Linked DNA regions of Homo sapiens: region 1 is linked to region 2. The links are chromatin loops, found by intact Hi-C in ENCODE. Cell type or tissue: A673. All regions are shown on one strand. Links, peaks and the distances in the headings refer to the core of each region. The heading gives the core; the rest is flanking DNA.

Region 1 (2,922 bases), core at 124-2,623, 150 kb before region 2:
ATAAATATATATTATATATTATAAATATAGATCTACATTTTATACTGTATCTGTATAAAATATATCTGTATTTTATAAATAAGGAAGCTGACATTCAGATAAGTTAACTGACAGCAAATATAGGGCAGAATCATAATTGAAATTTACTGTCTCTTTGACGTCAAAGTCGCAAGCCTTTCTACCAGGCTATTCTGCTTCCTCAGAAATTTCTGCAAGTCAGCAATTTGAAATCTGAACAGAGAAACCAAACCTCCCATATGTTTATTTAACCTACCTGTACAACAACATATGCAGCCATAGATAAATGTCCACATATGAATTCCAACTTAACTTATGTTGAAAATATTCTCCCCAGTTGGGGCAGCAGAGTTTGGGAACTTAAGCTCCCGATCTCTGGAAACCAAGTGAGTTCTTCTTGGCAGGATTTCTTGGTAGGATCTCTGATGAGGTAGGGGCTTAAGGTCTTGAAAGAGATCCCAAGGGTTTGGGGAGCAAACTGCTTTGGAGGGGCACTTCACCATCTTTGGCTGGATTAGACCCTGGGCTCCAGAGTCTCTTCCTTCTGCCTGCTACTTCACGGAGAGTTTTGAGGAGCAGTGATTTTGTTTGCAGGCTTTCATTTCCACTGCAATTAATAGTTGATTCCGACGGGGGGTTCTTTCCTCTGGCCTACTGCTGAGTAGAATAAAATCTACTCTTTTAAAATCTACAGCTTTTCCCAAATAATTGATATAGGCATGGAACTCTTTAAGCATGTTTAGTGATTTTTAACCATAAGCAGTTATGGGGAAATACAGGGCAGAAATAGGAAAAAAGTAAAAACTTCTAAGAAGTCTCCCTAAAGCAGCTGCCGTTGATGTTTATTGGATGCTCACTCTCTTATCTTTCCCTTGCTACAAATTCATCTCTACTCTTAGGAGCTCCAATCTTCTCCTCTTTTTCTTCTAGAATTTGGGGCTCAAGTCTCACTTTCTTCTAAAAAAAGCTCCAGCCCACGTCTTCTCTTCTCAATTGCCGTCTCCTAGCTCTTGAACCTCATCCTTTTTATTTTGGAGTTTTTTGATTAGCCTCTTGGGGGCAGCAATCTCTCAGTTCTGAGTGACATTTTCCTGGACAGATGATGTTAAACTTCAAGTGAATCAGCGGCAGCTAATTTGTTTTGTCTTGTCTAGTGGAGTTTGTTGTGATGTCACTGTTTTAATTCTATGCTTCAATCCACTAACTGAAATAGTAAACCTGTGAATCAAAGTCAGATGTCTTCGTAAATTAACAAAGAACGAATTTGCATGTTCAATGAAAGGAGCAGTTGATAAATTGGCTCACAGCTTAATTTAGCTCATTTTCATTTTTCTGAAAATCTATAGAGTAAAATTCAGTTTTTTCATGAAATCACCCAAATAATTGGATTGTTAACTGTCTTATGTGTTTATTTCTATACCAGACTGTAACCTCCATGAGGCCAAAGGGAATAAGTTATTTTTTCATTTGTTTTTTAACTAGCCCAATGCTCATGAATGCATAGGTAATTAGTAATGTGAAAGCTACTGGCTTGAATTTAGTTCTTGTTTGTTTGTTTGTTTGTTAGTTTTAGAAACAGGGTCTTGTTACGTTGCCCAGGCTGGTCTCGTACTCCTGGCCCCAAGCAGTCTTCCCGCCTCAACTTCCCAAAATGCTGGGATTACAGGCGTGAGCCACTGTGCCCTGCCTCAATTCTTTTAATGAATATTTAAGTGTCTCTTTCAGGGCAAGCATAATGCCAGATAATTGGGACGCGAAGATAAATAAGATATAATCCCTTTATTCTCAAAGACCTCACATGTCTTATTTATTTTTGTGCCCTAAATCTTTATGCATTGATTTGAATCAGTAATAAGGACACGTGATTCCAAATTAGAATGATAGCTTCTACTTATGTCTCCATCCAGCCCGCACTCCCAGTCCAATCAATCCCCATTTGGTATCATCTTCACTAATTCCCCGTGTATCATTTTAGGGTTTCTTTTTGCAGACAGAGTGTACGCTCACGTGTGCGTGCGCACACACACACACACATTTTCCTTTCTTGCTTGCTTTCTTTCTTTTTCCTTCCTTCCTTCCTTCTTTTTCTTTCTCTCTCTCTCTCTTTCTTTCTTCTTTCTCTTTCTTTCTTTCTTTTCTTTCTTTCTCTCTTTCTTTCTTTCTCAAAAGTTAACAGGTAAACCATCCCTGACCTTTTTTTTTTCACTTAATGTATTACAAAGATCTTTTAATATCTGTACACAGAAAGTATTCCTATTCTGTTTTTAATGGCTGCGTAATATTCCATTGTGTGAATGATTGTTTAACCCAAGATTTCTCACCCTCAGTTCTAGTGAGAATTAAGGCTAGATAATTTTTGTCGTGGAGGTTGTCCTGTGCAATATAGGATGCTTAGCAGGATCCCTGGCCTTTACCCACTAGATGCCGTAAGTTTCCCTCTCTCCAGTTGTGACAACCAAAAATAAATCACTCCTGGTTGAAAATCCCTGGTTTAAACAATCCTCTAATGAGGAACATTTTTGTTGCTATCAAATTTTTATCATCACAAGCTATGCAGTAATGAGTAATCTTGTAACATGTTATTTTGCACATGTGCAAGGATATTTGTAGAATAAATTACTAGCTATGGGATTTCTTGGTTAAAGTGAAAGTACATTTTTAATTTTGGAAACATTGCAAAATTTCCCCCATAGAGATTGTGTCATGTTGTATTCCCATCAACAACGTATGAGATGCAATCACCTTTCTATGTGATAACTGAAAACCTAAAGAAACATGTATGAATGATGTATGCCAAAAGGTCATTGCACCCCTTCTGGTAAAGAAATCTGTGTTTGCACTAAGGAAGGTTGAATGACATGCAAATTCCATATTTTTGTACAGGTATCCTTCTGCCTAGACTTA
Region 2 (2,922 bases), core at 208-2,707:
CATCAGAGCCTGTGAGTTTGGAAGGCCTATTTATATTTCAGCTATTTCTCTGGCATTTGCCCAGTGATAATATATTGGGATATTCTGGAACCCCCTAGGAGACACCAACATGTTATAGAAGCAGCATATGGTATCTGTCTCTGATTGATATAAAAATTATTTTCTAATTATTTGGCCATGCTATTCCATTTTTCCTCTTTCAAAAAGAATTCCACTCTTCATTTTTTTTTTTTTCAGTCTGTTTCTTCTTAGTAAGTCACTGGCATTACATTCAGGTACTTTTAGTATTCTCTATTTCTTTACCTCACAAACCTTTTTAGACCATATTTAAATTGTAGTAATTTTTAAAAGCTGTATGACATGATCCTTTTGACACATCAAGGCCATCATGATATAGCTTTCCAATGTCTTAACCTTTATGGGATTTACTGGTTTTAAATTCTTCTATCTTACCTAGAATTGACTGATGTTTCCCAGAAGGTCAGGATATCAATGCTAATTTTAGCATCCTAACTAATAGAAAACTCTAAAAGTGGTAAAGATGTTTATTCCATTTTTTGTTTTTTGACAACTGATAATCAAGGAGTTAGTCGATTTTCTTTAAATCAACTTTTAAAATCAAATCAGTCTTTTCCATCAATCCTCAACTATATAAATCGACATCTAAGTTTATATACCATGCAGTAGAGGCAGTAGTTTTAATTTTTTTGAAATTATGAAGAAACTTCTAAATATATATATTTAAATTAGAGTTAAAATTTTTATGTCAGTTTACCTATAAAAATAGAAATAAGCTGGCATAAGTTTAATTCATTTACCTACAGAGAATGGGAGTGGTCAGTTTTACTTCTTTAAAATCCTTATCTCAAAAATATGATGAAATGCTAAGTTACTTTTGAGTAGCGGGTACTCTGGAGTTTGTTATATTATTTTTTGTAATTGTTTGTATCACTTTGCACATTGTATTTTCCTCCAAGTAGAATAAAATAAAATAACAGCTTGGTCTGAAATCCTTTGATTTTTCTGGGCAAGTAGGAAGCTGGGTTATATGTTGGTGAAAATAGAAAACTTGCCTGTTTTGTTAGGTTGGATTAGTGTAGGTGAGATGTGCAGATGAGAAGTAAATGAGGGTGAATTTAATGTTAGCTCAATTAATGAGTGCAGAAACATGCAAAGAATTAGGGCGTGATTTAAGCAGGGACTTTCTGCACAATTATTTAAAGGTAACGTGTTGTCTATAAAAGGCATACATTTTCTCATGTATACATGACCCTCCCCACAAAAGTACAGTTTGCCACCTAGATTTTAGTGGTTGTCCTTTTAAGAGGCGGTTTCTGGTAATATCTGTTATATATCTAGTTTACATTTTTCAAACAGCCCCTCAAGTAGGAGTCCAATAATAAGAATTAAAGGAACTTGAGTTTTCCTTAATGTTTTAGGTGCATTATATGCTGCTTTTGAAAATGTGAAGGTGGAACTGATTTTGGCTGGGTGGAGAAGCATTAAACCCATTTTTCTCTTTATTTCCCCCCCACCTCCAACCTCCCAACATGCATTTTCTAAGGTTTACTCATTATAATTTTTAATTTTTACTTTTCAAAATTCACTTTTAATAGAAGGCTGTCAGATTGGCTCCAAGAGCAAACAGCAGGCTGACTGGCGCTTGGCGGAGGAGGGAGAGGGTCGCGCGTTGGGTCTGGGTTTGGGGCTGGGGCTGGAGCTGGCGGGTGGGGAGACTTCAGGAGGGGCCCTAGCAGAGAGACTGCAGTGACACTGCCCTCCCTGGGCTGGTTGAAGCATCTCACTGGTGACGGGTCTGAAAGCACGTGGCTACGTCATGGAAAGCCAGTCTTTTCAATGCAAACTTCAACTCCTCCTCCTCCTCCCTCTAATGCCTGTAACTCACATCCGAGGCTGGGCGAGGAATCCGGAGGGGAGATTTTCCTCATGCTCACGGTTGTTGGAAACTGGAAGAGTGAGAGGAAGGAGGAAGGGGATTTGTGGCGCTCTCTACCTACTACAAGACTGACAAGGGGAGGGGGCACCTAAATTTGCATCTTTTCTTCGTGGTGATTGAGAACTGCAGGTTCAAACCGATCCCACTGAGCACTGGCGATTGATTATAAAAAAAAATCGACACTGGGAGAAGGGAGGCTCTGTCTTCGGCTGTCAGACTCAATCTCGGAGGTGGTATTGGTGTGTGAGTGTGTGTGGTGGTGTTTTTTTTTCTTTTTTTTTCTTTTTTCTTTCTTTCTTTCCTCTTTTTTTTTTTTTCCTTCTCTCCTAGGGGCTACACAATGGCAGTCTTCTCTCAGTAAGATGAATCCTGCTTTGCCTTCTGCAGATCCACCCATCCTCATAGCGATCAAGTAAAAAGGCTATGGTTTTCTCTTTGGGGATCTTTTGTGCATTACTGTTCTCCCTGATTAGTTTTGATCTCAGTTGGGATCTCTTTGCTTTTCTGTTTGGCTTCATGCTGAAAAAGGATTTTTTCTCCAACCCTTTGGTAATAATCCGGTGGTGATCGAGGGGGGATAAATCATTCACCCTGGCCGAAAACAAACAATCACTGAGAAGTCTCAAAGAAATATACCACGTGAGGGGAAAAAACTGGGAGAAGATCCGGAATATTATCGTTTTTCCTATGGTAAAACCGGTGCCCCTCTTCAGGAGAACTGATTTCAAATTATTATTATGCAACCACAAGGATCTCTTCTTTCTCAGGGTGTCTAAGCTGCTGGATTGCTTTTCGCCCAAATCAATGTGGTTTCTTTGGAACATTTTCAGCAAAGGAACGCATATGCTGCAGTGTCTTTGTGGCAAGAGTCTTAAGAAAAACAAGAACCCAACTGGTAAGCGAAACATGCATCATGTTATGTTTTTCCTCATAATAACCTGTCTGTTGCTCATCGAGCTAGATCT

What was found. Hi-C counts contacts between places; a loop is a spot of excess contacts. Peaks named below come from ENCODE experiments on the same cell type or tissue, not always from the same donor. Only the 100,000 strongest peaks of a DNase experiment are listed, where the experiment ranks them.
Region 1: a loop joins it to region 2, with 4 times the contacts of the local background. A loop is called at or near these places in 5 of 110 quality-filtered maps.

What each region holds. Positions count from the first base shown.
Region 1 is chr13:102,554,301-102,557,222 of GRCh38, reverse strand. No RefSeq gene overlaps it. Among named protein-coding and RNA genes, the nearest start is that of TPP2, 41 kb to the left of the region's middle. In A673, for the core only: a CTCF peak has its summit at 1,070 (motif pointing right); a DNase peak (open chromatin) is centred at 1,082; H3K4me3 peaks cover 790 bases.
Region 2 is chr13:102,401,401-102,404,322 of GRCh38, reverse strand. It overlaps a transcript of FGF14 not described here. Among named protein-coding and RNA genes, the nearest start is that of FGF14-AS2, 8.3 kb to the right of the region's middle. In A673, for the core only: a CTCF peak has its summit at 1,758; a DNase peak (open chromatin) is centred at 1,842; H3K4me3 peaks cover 852 bases; H3K27ac peaks cover 836 bases.